Regions from separate parts of the Homo sapiens genome. Here region 2 is linked to region 1. Evidence: chromatin contacts called from ENCODE Hi-C or POLR2A ChIA-PET data. All regions are on one chromosome and are shown on one strand. The core of a region is the stretch at or near the end of the contact, and the rest is flanking DNA. Distances in the headings are between cores, read along the strand shown. Region 1 overlaps LUZP1 (leucine zipper protein 1). Region 2 has its middle 8.8 kb from the start of LINC01355.

Region 1 (7,149 bases), core at 2,736-5,235:
GATTAATTGGAGTACCTCATGTTATATAAATTATTCAAACTTTTTTAATAATTTTCTATAAGTCTTGCCATTAATACTTAAATCGCATCAATAATAGATATTTCAGTACCTATCTATGATAGAGGACTGCTGTAAAATAATGTCTTTCAACTGAAAGTGCTTCTAATTCTCCCAGAATAACTTTTTAAATCTACGTAACCTTTAGGATGAGAAGGCAAATACTCTTATCTCATATGACAGATGAGCAAACAAAGGGACTTCTGAGACCTTTTTAGGAAGCTAGTAACAGACAAACAAAACTAGAATCCAGCAATCCCATCTCTATGTGTCAGGTTATTTTTCACCTTGCCAAAGAAACCTTACCAAAGAAGAGTATAAACAAGATCAGAATTAGAAAGAACTTAAGAACTTTTGTGCACTTTGGGAGTGCTTATTAATAAATAATTGATAAAACTAGGTTGAGATTAATGTATCTATTTGAAAGCTGGCACTCAAAGAACCGGCTCTGCTACTTCCTCTTTTTTTTTGGAGACAAAGTCTCGCTCTGTTGCCCAGGCTGGAGTGCAGTGGCACGATCTCGGCTCACTGCAACCTCCGCCTCCCGGGTTCAAGCGATTCTCCTGTCTCAGCCTCCCGAGTAGCTGGGATTACCGGTGCATGCCACCACGCCCAGCTAATTTTTGTATTTTTAGTAGAGATGGGGTTTCACCATGTTGGCCAGGCTGGTTCTCAAACTCCTGACCTCAAGTAATCCACCCACCTCAGCCTCCCAAAGTGCTGGGATTACAGGCGTGAACCACCACGCCCGGCCCTGCTGTTTCCTTTTCTAACCAGTGGTCTACAATTGAGACTAGGCTTCCTTGCCCATGTTTGTGAAGTTTAGCAACAGAATCACATCTAAAATTGTTATTCACCTACGGAGAGAAAGTTGGCCAAGGCCAAGCACAGTGCCTAAAGCCTGTAATTCCAACATTTTGGGAAGCTGAGGCAGGAGGATCACTCGAGCCCAGGAGTTTGAGACCAGCCTGGGCAACATAGCAAGACCCCATCTCTCCAAAAATAAAACCAGGCCAGGTGCAGTGACTCACGCCTACAATCCCAGCACTTTGGGAGGCTGAGATGGGAGGATCACTTGAGCTCAGGAGATCGAGACCAGCCTGGGCAACATAGTGAGACCTTGTCTCTTAAAACAATTTAAAAATTAGCCAGGTGTGGTGGCGTATGCCTGTAGTCCCAGCTACTCGGGTGGCTGAAGTGGGAGGATCACTTGATCTAGGAGACTGAGGCTGCAGTGAGTGGAGCCACTATACTCCAGCCTGGACAGAGTGAGACACTGTTTCATTGGCCAGGCATGGTGGTATATGCCTGTAGTCCTAGCTACTCAGTAAGCTGAGACGGGAGAATTGCTTGAGCCCACGTGTTCAAGGTTACAGTAAACTATGGTTTCATCACTGCTGGGTGACAGAGCAAGACCCTGCCTCCAAATAAATAAATGAATGAAAGAAAGTTGGCCAAATCAGAAGGTGTAAAAAAGTAAAAGACCACTGGACTGTTAAAAAAAAAAAAGGCAAAGAGAAGAAAAAAGAGAAAAGAAAAGGAAAAGAAAAGAAAAGAAAGAAAAGTTTGCCTGTGTGAAAGTGATAAGGAAAATGTAGAGTTGAGGATCAGTTTTGTTGTTATTTTTGTTTAATGAGGGTACTATCCTAGCACTGTCTGTCACATGTACGAGCTGCAAGTCTTAGGAGGTGCAAGTCACCCAAAGGTTTCGAATCTTTTTACCTTCACACTCAACTCAGAGAATGTGACTTCCCTTGTACTGACTGTTAAGTGCCCAGAGCATCAATCTAGAAGTTTTTTGTTTTACATGCATCTCATCTCCCTTAGGAGAAGTGTATCTCATCTCTTAAAATGGAAGATTAAAATGCCCTTCTATATACTTGGTGGTATCAGAAGAAGAATACTAAGCTGTACCTATTAGAGAGCCTGAGTGAAAAAGGTTTTCTGCTGCTATTTTAATTTGAAGGCATATTTTACAGGGTCACTATTATTTCTACCCCCTGTAACAAGTTTATTTCCATTTTATTGCTTCTAGGGAATTTCCCTTTGTCTCTATTCCACACTCTCTCTCCATCCTGCCTGCTGCCCTGGCAACATGCTATAAGGGAAAACCACACATGGGATTGAAAGTCAGATTATCTGGGTTCTATTCTAATTCAGTCACATATTACTTTAAGTGATTAAACTTCACAACCTCAGTTTCCACAACTGTATATAGAGATTACATCTAAACTTCATGGGACTGTTGTAAGGATTATATAAAAATATACATTAAATGCCTAAGCACATAATGCCTGAACGAAAATATACCCTACACATATTAATTCAATTTTCTTTTCATCACTGTACACATTCTTTTTTTTTTTCCTCTCTCTCTCTCTCTCTCTCTCCCCCCCCCCCCCCCACAATCAGGAAGCCCTGGGGGGGGGGGCGGGGGGGGGGAACACCTTGAGAAAGTAACTTGCCCAGTTACAGCAGAAATAATTTTAAATAAGTACTAAGAGAGGTGGATGGGTGGGGCCAGAGGTATAATAAGGCAGCATCCAAAAGGGCAAGGAAGATGCCCAAGTCAGAATAATCAGGCTCTGTGCCAGTTCTGCCTCCCACCCCTAAGCCCTAAGTTCCTTCTTGTAGCTATAACTATGTCTATCTCCTTCTTTTACTAAGTCACACTTGCCAACATGTCTCACGTCAAAGTCTACATTATTAAAAACAAACAGGAGGCTGGGCACAGTGGCTCACGGCTGTAATCCCAGCGCTTTGGGAGGCCGAGGCGGGCAGATCACGAAGTCAGGAGTTCGAGACCAACCTGGCAAACATGGTGAAACCCTGTCTCTACTAAAAATACAAAAATTAGCCAGGCGTGGTGGCGTACGCCTGTAGTCCCAGCTAATCAGGAGGCTGAGGCAGGAGACTTGCTTGAACCCGGGAGGTGGAGGCTGCAACGAGCTGAGATTGCGCCACTGCACTCCACCCTGGGCGACAGAGCGAGACTCCATCTCAAAAAATAATAATAAATAATAAATAAAAACAAACAGTCATGGTGGCTTGCGCCTGTAATCCCAGCACTGTGGGAGGCCAAAGTGGGTGGATCACTTGAGGTCAGGAGTTCGAGACCAGCCTGATCAACATGGTGCAACCCCATCTCTAAACACAAAAATTAGCTAGGCATGGTGGCACACATCTGTAGTCCCAGCTACTCAGGAGGCTGAGGCAACGAGAATTGCTTGAACCCGGGAGGCGGAGGTTTCAGTGAACTGAGATCACACCACTGCACTTCAGCCTGGGCAAGAGAGCAAGACTCCATCTCAAAAAAAAATTAAAATTAAAATTAAAACTCACTCACATTCACACACCAGGTAGTACAATGGGCAGTAGAATCCTGAGTTCTACTCTTGTCTCTCCAACTTACTAGAATAGTTTCCTCATTTGTAACACAGAAATGACAATGTGTCTTGACTACAAGATTATAAGGACCAAACAGAAGAATGTATGTGAAAGTACTTTGTACACAATAAAACATGGTTATTGTCATAGGTACAGTGGGTCTACCTTTGGCCAGTTTAGGTGTTAGGTTTTACTTTAAAAAGGCCTCAGTTCTACAATACTCTATTTCTGTGATCCAAGGCTGCCTATTTCCAGTTCAAGTCCTCTTCTTCCTGGCAGCTGAAAATTTTATATTGTCATCCTAATTTCACTTGATTCCCTGATTTTTGCAAGGTTCCTCAAATTTCTCTAACCAAATGGGCTCCATGTCTCCAAAATGGTAACTAAAGACCACTAGAACTGATCACCTCTACCTGTCCTTTTGGTTCTAATATTCTAAGATTCTTGGGCCTATGTTCCCAATGCACTTTGTCTGTATCTCTACTTGAGCAATTTTCTTAGTCTACTTTGCATTACAGGTTTATCTGACACCATCTCCTAAAGAAAAAGCCACAGGTAGGTTGTCCTATGTTGTTTTATATTCCCCGTAGCAATTAACGTGGAGCTTCACAAAAGTATTAGTTGAATTGACTTGATGCTAATTTCTCATTTTTTTATACTTACTATCCCTACTACACCATAATTATAGACCACCTTATTCTTTTGTACTGCCATTGGCCTGGTACAGTGTGAAATAAACAGTCAACATTTTTTTTAACGACCTGATGTGACTAGCTCTTTTTTTTTTTTTTTTTTTTTTTTTGAGACAGGGTATCACTCTGTTGCCCAGGCTACGGTGAAGTGGCACAATCACAGCTCACTATAACCTCGAACTCCTGGGCTCGAGCAATCCTCCTGCCTCAGCCTCCTGATTAGCTAGGACATAACTGAAAGTGAAAGCAAGTATGACAACTCAGATCTTAGTTTTAGCTTTAAAAATAACAAGCTATGGGTGTGACCTTAGGCAAACTGCTTCATTTCTCCAGGCCTCATTAAGATATCTCTTACAACTTTTAAACAAAGTCTGGAGAGGATGTTGAGAGGAATCAAGTAAGAATAAGCCCTTCTGAAAAACCCTAGGTTTATCTCTAGTATAGCACTTATCATTCTGTATTATAATTGTCTACTTGTTACTCTCCTGTACCAAACCCCGAGCTCCTGAAAGGCCAGAATTATGTATTTCATCTCTGAATCCAAGCATGTGCATAGAACGTGGCACACAGTAACAGTTCAGTAAATGTTCAATGGCCAAACTACTGAAAATTATAAGTGCCTATACTTACGAAGACTCTTATGTATAAATGGACTTATATAAACTTATAAGAAAGAATAATTCATCTCCCTCATGTACAACCCTTTCAAATAACATTAAATAAAAGTATTTTTCTTATTATCACCAGCTCAAGTCCAGGTTTTGTTTTTTGTTGGTAGTTTTTTTTTTTTTTAAAGACAGAGTCGTGCTCTGTCACCGAAGCTGGAGTGCGGTGGAGCAATCGTGGCTTCCTGCAGTCTCAACCCCCTGGACTCAAGCAAATCCTCCCCGCTCAGCTCCCAGAGTAGCTGGGACTACAGGGATGTGTCACCACAACAAGCTAAGTTTTGTAAGTTTTGTAGAGATGGGGTTTCACCATGTTGCCCAGGCTGGTCTCAAACTCCAGAGCTCGAGCAATTCACCCACCTCAGCCTCCCAAAATGCTGGAATTATAGACATGAGACACGGCACCAGCCTAGGAAGTCCAATTATTGAATGCCCAGAATCATCTGAAATTCAGGATCCCTAGAAGATATCCTGACAAGGGCCTCAGAAGTGCATGCCTCCTACGCTCTAAATAATATACCTCCTAATAAATAAATAAACATATATATATGGAGACAGGTCTCTCTGTCACCCAGGCAGGAGTGCAATGGTGCAATCATGGCTTAATGCAGCCTTAAGCTCCTGGGCTCAAGAGACCCTCCCACCTCAGCCTCCCAAGTATCTGTGCACCAAAATGCCCAGCTAATTTTTTTTATTTTTATTTTTTTGTAGAGACAGGGTCTTGCTATGTTGCCCAGGCTGGTCTTGAACTCCTGGCCTCAAACGATCCTCTTCTCTCGACCTCCCAAAGTGCTAGGATTACAGGCATGAGCCACTACGCCTGACAATAATACCTAATGCTTATACATTATTTCATAGTTCAAAGCACTTTCACATCCATACTCTCAATCCTTAATAATGACCCCATAAGGATATTATCAAATTCATTTTATATGTTGAAGAAATTGAGGCTCATATTTTAAATACTTTGCTAACCTAAGGCAAGCTGATATCAACTAAAGGAGGGCTTTCATATTTAGCCTCTCTTGCTTCAGTGCCCAAAAGAGGCAGAAACAAGAACACCACCATCTCCACTCCCCTGGCCTCTACAAACGAGGTGGATCAGACCACTATCTGCTATTGCTTTACTGAGCTGACTACCTCTTAAGTTTTTCTCGTCTCCATAAAAATCAGTTACCCAGAGTATTTTATTATGTCTTAAGCAAAAAATAAGACCAGCCCAGGGAGAAAAATCCCCAAGATTACAAACAACCACATTTATAAGCTGCTGGCTTATATCTTTATAAACAAAGCTAAAAAAATAAGGGGAAAACCTGCTCCAATGGGGAGCTGTAAACCCTACTGACCAAACAGCCCCTTGGCACTTAGGTAGGTAGTTATATACAGCTAATTTAGTCTGTAATAGTTTTTGTACTTCTTCAATAATTTGTACTGCCTATTGTTTTCTCCATACCATTCTAAATGCCTCAAGAGCAGAGATCACATCTTCTAGTTAATTTACATCTGTTCCTGTACAATGACCATATAGTACCCAAACCAAAATTGGTTTTTCTGGCCTAGAAATTTATATAAAGTCTTATCCAAATTTAAAAATTAAAATACATAGGCTAGGCACAGTGGTTCATGCCTGTAATCCCAGCACTTGGGAGACCAAGACAGAAGGATCACTTGAGGCCAGGAGTTCAAGACTAGCCTGGGCAACATAGTAAGACCTTGTCTCTATAAAAAATAAAACAAAATTAGTCAGGCGTAGTGGCACACACCTGTGGTCCCAGCTACTTGGGAGGCTGAAGTGGGAGGATAGCTTAAGCCCCAGAGGTCAAGGCTGCAGTGAGCCGAGATCAAGTCACTGCACTCCAGATGACAGAGCAAGACCCTGCCTCAAACATTAAAAAGTAGTCTGGGCATGGTGGCTCACGCCTGTAATCTCAGCACTTTGGGAGGCCAAGGCAGGTGGATCACCTGAGGTCAGGAGTTTGAGACCAGCCTGGCCAACATGGTGAAACCCCCCCTCTACTAAAAATACAAAAATTAACTGGGTGTGGTGGCGCACGCCTGTAATCTCAGTTACTCAGGAGGCTGAGGCAGGAGAATTGCTTGAACCCAGGAGGCAAAGGTTGCAGTGAGCTGAGATCATACCACTGCACTCCAGCCTGGGTGACAGAGCAAGAGTCTGTCTTAAAAATAAATAAATTAATTAATTAATTAATTAATTTTAAAAAGACTTTAAGTAATTGACATTCTTCAACTGAGTAACATTTATAAAATCAACAGTTTCTAATAAAGAAACACCAAAAGACACTTAACACCTACAATGGTGCCAGGCATACATTTGAGTGGGCACTCAA
Region 2 (7,149 bases), core at 3,367-5,866, 160 kb after region 1:
AAAAAAAAAAAAAAAAAAAGATGGTGGCCAGACGCTGTGGCTCAAGCCTGTAATCCCAACACTTTGGAAGGCCGAGGCAGGTGTATCACGAGGTCAGGAGTTTGAGACCAGCCTGGCCAATATGGTGAAACCCCATCTCTACTAAAAATACAAAAATTAGCCGGGTGTGGTGGCTCATGCCTGTAATCTCAGCTACTCGGGAGGCTGAGGCAGGAGAAGAGCTTGAACCCAGGAGGCGGAGGTTGCAGCAAGTTGAGATCACACCACTGCACTCCGGCCTGGGCAACAGAGCAAGACTCTGTCTTAAAAAAAAAAAAAAATTGCTGGAAATTTTCAGAAGGAATCTCAGACTGGACTTTACGTTTTGCTGAATTCCTGTTTACTTGAGCAAATATCTAAGATTTGGGCGCCTGCCAAGAAGTGGCCTTCCTTACTCATCTGTAAGCTGTGCCCCAGGACCATTTTTCTGAGAGGGCTTTGAAAGTGCTGGCTCCATGAAAGCCAAATGTGTTTCCTCAGAAAGACTGGTCATACTTGATTAAATAAGCAACATTTTCAAATATGACAAGGCAAGGCCTTGGTTGCAAAGCCAATTTTTCCAATTATAGTCTGGTGAAAAGGACATTTATAACAAACCTATGCAAATAACTATACTGCCATTCAGCAAAGACCCAGTAAGAGTTTCTGGAAGAGGAGGAGGAGATGGGCCTATGAGAATGAGATATTTTTATTTTTACTTACATATTCATTTTTTAGACACAGAGTGTTGATTCTGTCATCCAGGCTGGAGTGCAGTGGCGTAATCATAGCTCACTATAACCTCGAACTGGGCTCAGGCAATCCTCCTGCCTCAGCCTCCCGAGTAGCTAGGACTACAGGCACATACCATTACATCCATCTAATTTTCAAAAAATTTTTGTAGAGACGAAGTTTTGCTATGTTGCCGGGTGGTCTCAAACTCCTGGACTCAAGCAACCCTCCTGCTTCAGCCTCCCAAAGTGCTGGGATTACAGGCTTGAGCCACCGCGCCCAGCCTGGAATGAAATATTTTAAAATGGTATCTTAGGCTGACATTTTGATTTTATGATTAGCCATCATTTCTCCCACTACCTTCATGCATTGCCCCGCCCTCAGCTCCAGGGCTGAAACAACTCAGCAGCTCAAGCAGCATTTTTCCTTCTTTTTTCTAATAAGGATACGCCTATCCTCATTCCTTACACTGAAATTCACTGCTGAGTGGCTGTGCTATTTTTCTTGTTATTTTAACACATTTCAGTATATAGGGTGTTTTTGTTATTGAAAATTGCCCAAAGTGATTTTCCTACTAGTTATTTCTACCTTCCAGTAACCTAAATTCTACCTTTTCAATTTGGACCCATTACCTCTTTGAAAACCCAACTTGGAGACTATATGGTTCATGTAAACTTGTTTTTGAGGCAAAGGGATGACCAGAAATCTAGGACAATTGGCATCAAAATAATTAACAATAGCAATGGATTACAAACCACAGAATAAAATACAAGTCCATGAGTCCATACTGACATAAGTGAATGGGGAGAAGGGAAAGCTCTTCCTTACAGTAGATTGACAGCTAATAAATACAAAAGGAATGATGTTAAAACCAGTAGGTGCAAGTTTAATGAGGAACATAGTCTCAAAGAATATCCTCACTAATTGGCCGGGTGTGGTGACTCACGCCTGGAATCCCAGCACTTTGGAAGGCCGAGTCGGACAGATCACTTGAGGCCAAGAGTTCGAGACCAGCCTGGGCAGCATAGCAAAACCCCATCTCTACTGAGGCGGCAGGATTGCTTGAACCTTCGAGGCAGAGGTTGCAGTGAGCTGAGATGGGGCCTCTGCACTCCAGCCTGGAGGACAGAGCCAGACTCCATCTCAAAACAAAGAAACAAACAAAAACACAAAGAAAGGCTGAAAGATGATTTCAGATTAAAGGAGACTAAGAGCAGTGTATGATCCTGACTTCGATGCAAGATTGGGAAAAAATTGCTATAAATGACATTACTGGGACAGTGGATGAAATTTGAAAATGGGCAATGAGCTGGATGTGGTGGCTCACACCTGTAATCCCAACACTTTCAGAGGCTAAGGTGGGCAGATCGCTTGAGGCCAGGAGATCAAAACCAGCCTGGGCAACAAAGTGAGATGGCATCTCTACATAAAATTAAAAATTTGCTGGGCGTGGAGGCGCGTGCCTGAGGTCCCAGCTACTTGGGGGGCTGAGGTGGGAGGATCGTTTGAGCCCAAGAGGTGGAGGCTGCAGTGATCTATGATCACCCCACTGCACTCCAGCCTGGGCAATAGAGCAAGACCAGGAAAGAAAATGGGCTATGGGAGGTTGTGCCATTGCACTCCAGCTTGGGCAACAAGAGTGAAACTGTCTCAAAAAAAAACAAAAAACAAAAAGGTGGGGGGGCTATGGATTAGATAATTCTATTGTATCAATGTTCGATTTTCTGATATTGACAACTGTAAGATAACGTCCTCACTTTTAAAAGACACACTTGAAATATTTATGGGTACAGGTACACAATGTTTCCAATTTACTCAGAAGTTTTAGGAACACACAAGCACATGCACACACACACACACACACACACACAGAGGAAATGATAAATAATGTAGACAATTGGTGAATCTGGGTAGAGGGTATAGGAAGTTCCTTGTATCATTCTTGCAACTTTTCCATAAGTTTGAAATTATATAAAAATAAATTATAACAAAAATGGTTGACCAGAAACTTTTTTTTTTTTTTAGACAGAGTCTTGCTCTGTCACCCAGGCTGGAGTGCAGTGGCACGATCTCTGCTCACTGCAAGCTCTGCCTCCCGGGTTCATGCCATTCTCCTGCCTCAGCCTCCCGAGTAGCTGGGACCACAGGCACCTGCCACCACGCCCGGCTAATTTTTTGTATTTTTAGTAGAGACGGGGTTTCACCGTGTTAGCCAGGATGGTCTGGATCTCCTGACCTCGTGATCCGCCCTCCTCAGCCTCCCAAAGTGCTGGGATTACAAGCTTGAGCCACTGTGCCCGGCCAACCAGAAACTTTTAATTTCACCCCACAGTGCTAAAAATATTCCTAAACTATGAGTCTACTTTCTTGGTTTGGTAAACACTCTCTAAGAAACATAACCGTAGCTCTCTGAAATAATTAAGAAATTCTTCAAGATCCTAAATCTTCAATAACCATTTATGCATGATGAGAAAAAGTTAGTAAATTTAATTTTCCATATAACCAAAACTTATTCCTTTAAGTCATTCTTTTAGCAAGTGTGTGGGAAACTTCTATGTACCAGATACACTCTAGGTGTTGATCCCTGCACTTGTGGAGTTTATATCTAGCAGAGAGAGAGAGACAACAATAAATGTAATTAATAAGTAAATTATATACTGTAGGATAAAAAATGATAAGTGCTGGAGAAGCAGCAGAGCAGATGATGATAAGTGCAAGGGCAAGGGAGGTCGGGCTGGGCTGCAATCTCAAATAGGGCCTTCTTGTGGAGAAGGCCTTTGAGTATAGGCTTGGAGGTGAGGGAGTGAGCTGTGCAGATACTCTGCCTAAAGGCTCTCCAGGCAGAGGGAACAGCCAGTGCAGAGACCCTGGGGTAGAAGTTGCCCAGAGTTTCAAGGAGCAGTAAGGAAGCCACTGTGGCTACAGTGAAGTGAAAAAGTAATATTTTAGCTCAAAATCCTCCACTGCCTTCCCATTTGTCTCAAAAATCCTCGCAGCAGGTTTTAAGGTCCTACAGACCTGATTTCACTACCTTTCTGATTTCACCTCTTACTTCTCTTTTAAGTTCATAAACATTTTTATTTATTAATATTGGAACAAAAATATCTTTTAAAAAATGCATTATTGGCTGGGTACGGTGGCTCACGCCTGTAATCCAGCACTTTGGGAGGCCGAGGTGGGCAGATCACCTGAGGTCAGGAGTTTGAGACCAGCCTGGCCAACATGGTGAAACCCTGTCTCTACTAAAAATACAAAAATTAGCTGGTCGTGGTGGTGCATGCCTGTGGTCCCAGCTACTCAGGAGGCTGAGGCATGAGAATTGCTTGAACCTGGGAGACGGAGGTTGCAGTGAGCCAAGATCGCGCCACTGCACTCCAGCCTGGACAACAAAGCGAGACTCCATCTCAAAAAAAAAAAAAAAACAGTCTCACTATGTTGCTCAGGCTGAAGGGCAATGGCTATTCAGAGGCATGAACATTGCACACTACAGCCTCAAGCTCCCAGGCTCAAGCAATCCTTCTGCCTCAGCTTCCAAGTGCCACTGGTGTGCATGACCACACCTGGCTTTAGTTGAGCAAGTACTGAGCACCTTACATATGTTAAAACATACTACAATTCATCCTGGTGTAGATATTAAACTCCCTTTTAGAAAAATGTATGCATAGTGAATGATATATTTACATTTAGGTCAAAATGCTTCTGAAGAAATCACTATAGAGTATTAAAGTGTATCAGGAATCATAAATAGGTATTACTAAGTTTGCATGTCAAAGGTCAGCTTTATACACTTAATAGGAAAGTAGCCTCAAATTCATCCTAAGTTTTGGCAGCCAGCCTCCAAGGTGGCCCTGATGATTCTCACTTCATGGTATTCTAGCCCTGGGTAGTCTCCTCCCATACTGAAGAGGGTTGACCTGTGTGGTCAATGAGATACTGTGGAAATGGAGTCTTCCTATTCACTTTGTGGGGGAAGCCAGCTACATGAGAATATTCAGTATATGCAGAAGTCCACTTGCCTAGGAAGTGAGGTGTAGTCATGCACGTGAGCCACCTTGAAAGCAAATCCTGCAACCCTAGTCAAGCCTTCAGATTACTTTTTAAAAAAAAAAAAAAAAAGACATGGTCTTCCTCTGTCACCCAGGCTGGAATGCAGTGGCACAACCACAGCTCACTGAAGCCTCAACCTGTCGATCTGCTGGGCTCAAGCAGTCCTCCCACCTCAGCCTCCCGAGCAGCTGGGACTACAAGTGTGTGCCACCATGCCTGGCTAATTTTTAAATTTTTTTGTAGAGACGAGGTCTCACTATTGTTGCCCAGGCTGGTCTTGAACTCCTGAGCTCAAGCGATTCTCCTACCTTGGCCTCCCAAAGTGCTGGGATTACAGGTGTTAGCCACCGCACCCAGCCTGCAACCTCTTAAGAGTCAGAATCACTCAGCTAAGTGACTCTTGGATTCTTCACCCAGAGTAATTGTAGAGGATAATAAATGTTTGTTTTAAGCTGCTAAGTTTTAGGGGGGTAATTTGTTATGCAACAACAGGTAATGCATAGAAACCTGTCCAATATAACTCATGGAAATTTTGTCTTGCCATTTCATCTATTGGGATGGGAAAAGATTGAAGGACTCTTAATTGTGAACAGTCAAAAGGTTGAAAATGTTATAAGAAGTTGCTTTAAAGAGCAGCTCATAAATCAATCTTTGTAGGAAAGCTGACAATTTCCAACTATGGGGTACAGAAGTTGGGCCTTGGAGTATACTAGGTAATTCATTTTCTTAAAACTGAGGACCAGACCAGGTACTCTGTACCTCCAGTAAAGATCAATGATCACAAGGGAGAGTCACACAGGAACTAATGGAAGAAAAGGAACCCAAACTCAGACTCCTGCTGCTCCCCTCTCATTACTCGTCACATGCTTAGTTTTTTAGACCATTTCTGCCAAAGTAAACAACAGTAAATAACAGCCCAACTTACCTTTACATCTGTATTTCCTACTCCTTTTATTTCAGGCACCCATGAGTCAAACCAAACAGAACCAACCACCAGTCAAGAAAATTACGCCTTCTTAAAAACTAATCTATACCTCCTACCACACACACAATGTGATTTTTCATACAAATCACATTGTATTACACTTCAAACATCTCACTTGAGTTCTAATTATGAAGGCAGGGTCATGTTTTATGTTTTTGTGTACCTGAGGCTTAACACAGCACCTCTAGGCATATTTCAGTAAATACAGCTGGTATACGTCGTGCCATTTGACTTCTGTATTTTAGTTCCTTCTGCTTTATCATCTTAGAACACACCCTTCTCATATACCTCTGTATCTAAAATCCTGGCTTACTTCAAGTATCATCCCAAAGAAATATTCTAATTTCTACTACCACCTACCCCCATTGTCATCCTACCTCATATAAAACAGAAGTAATCCCTACCTCATCTGAACCCCCACAGAATCTAGATCTCCTACATTAAATCTTAGTTGAATGAATTAAGAGATTGAGTTCAGGACTCGTCTCCTGGAAGTCTTCCTTGAATCTGCCCTCCTTTGCTCTATCCCAACATGCACTACAATGTATTAAATCATTTGTGTGCATGCTCCACCAGCATACCCTTCCTTCTCTGATGGCACCTAGAAAGGATCAACATGCTTTCAGGACACTATCAAAAACAGTGTTACCACACTGACAGTATGGCCATTCTCATCTTAGAAATGCCTCTTTCAACTAAAAATGAATATTCTTTCTTTTTTAGATAGCAGATATATCAATTTACATGAAGAGTTCGAAGGCTAGAACAATAAGCCCAGGTACATTAAGACTAATGGTAGAAAATCGGAGGTACCAAGGCCCTATGAAAACCAAAACCACCCCACCTTCTTTGCTGCTGGCCAGATTTTGGCAGCTGAACTCAGTTAAAGTTCATGTTCCTGTTTTCTTGATAGATGTCAAAATGTAATCTAGAGCCTGCTATTCAGTATCACCTGGATGCTTGTCAGGAATGCACTCTCAAATGGTCCAGCCACCTTAGAAAATAGTTTCCCGGTTCTTTAAAATGTTAGTTACCATATGACCCAATAATTCCACTCCTAGGTATATTCCCAACAGAAATGAAAACATACTTTCACACAAAATCTTGTACATAAATGTTCATAGCTGTATTATTCATAATAGCCAAAAAATGGAAACTGATGCAGGGACACAGAAAACGTGCTATAGCCATACAATGGAGTATTATTCAGCCACAAAAAGGAATGAAGTACTGATACATGCTACAACATCGATGAACCTTGAACACTAAGTGAAAGACGCCAGGTACAGAAGTCTATAAAACGTTATGAAATGTCCAGAAGATATAAATTAAGGCAGAAAGTGGATTAACAGTTGCCAGATGCTGGT

Evidence for each region. A loop is a pair of places that touch in the nucleus more often than their neighbours do. ChIA-PET counts read pairs that join two places held with the same protein, here RNA polymerase II (POLR2A). Pooled maps may share reads with other maps.
Region 2: a map with no recorded cell type shows a loop between it and region 1 (2.2-fold over the local background). The contact joins two enhancer-like sites. A Hi-C loop is called at or near these places in 11 of 168 maps with a recorded cell type or tissue (GM12878, HCT116, HepG2 and 7 more), 6 of 37 single-sample maps with no recorded cell type and 4 of 50 pooled maps. POLR2A ChIA-PET finds 5 or more read pairs at or near these places in 3 of 52 experiments (A549, BJ and MCF 10A).

The regions. Positions count from the first base shown.
Region 1 is chr1:23,115,031-23,122,179 of GRCh38, forward strand. The region is part of intron 1 of LUZP1 (leucine zipper protein 1); the gene reads right to left. Among named protein-coding and RNA genes, the nearest start is that of LUZP1, 50 kb to the right of the region's middle. Within about 2 kb of position 3,986, at least 3 of the 41 ENCODE cell types and tissues checked have a DNase peak (open chromatin) inside an H3K27ac peak, as active enhancers do.
Region 2 is chr1:23,273,180-23,280,328 of GRCh38, forward strand. No RefSeq gene overlaps it. Among named protein-coding and RNA genes, the nearest start is that of LINC01355, 8.8 kb to the right of the region's middle. Within about 2 kb of position 4,617, at least 2 of the 41 ENCODE cell types and tissues checked have a DNase peak (open chromatin) inside an H3K27ac peak, as active enhancers do.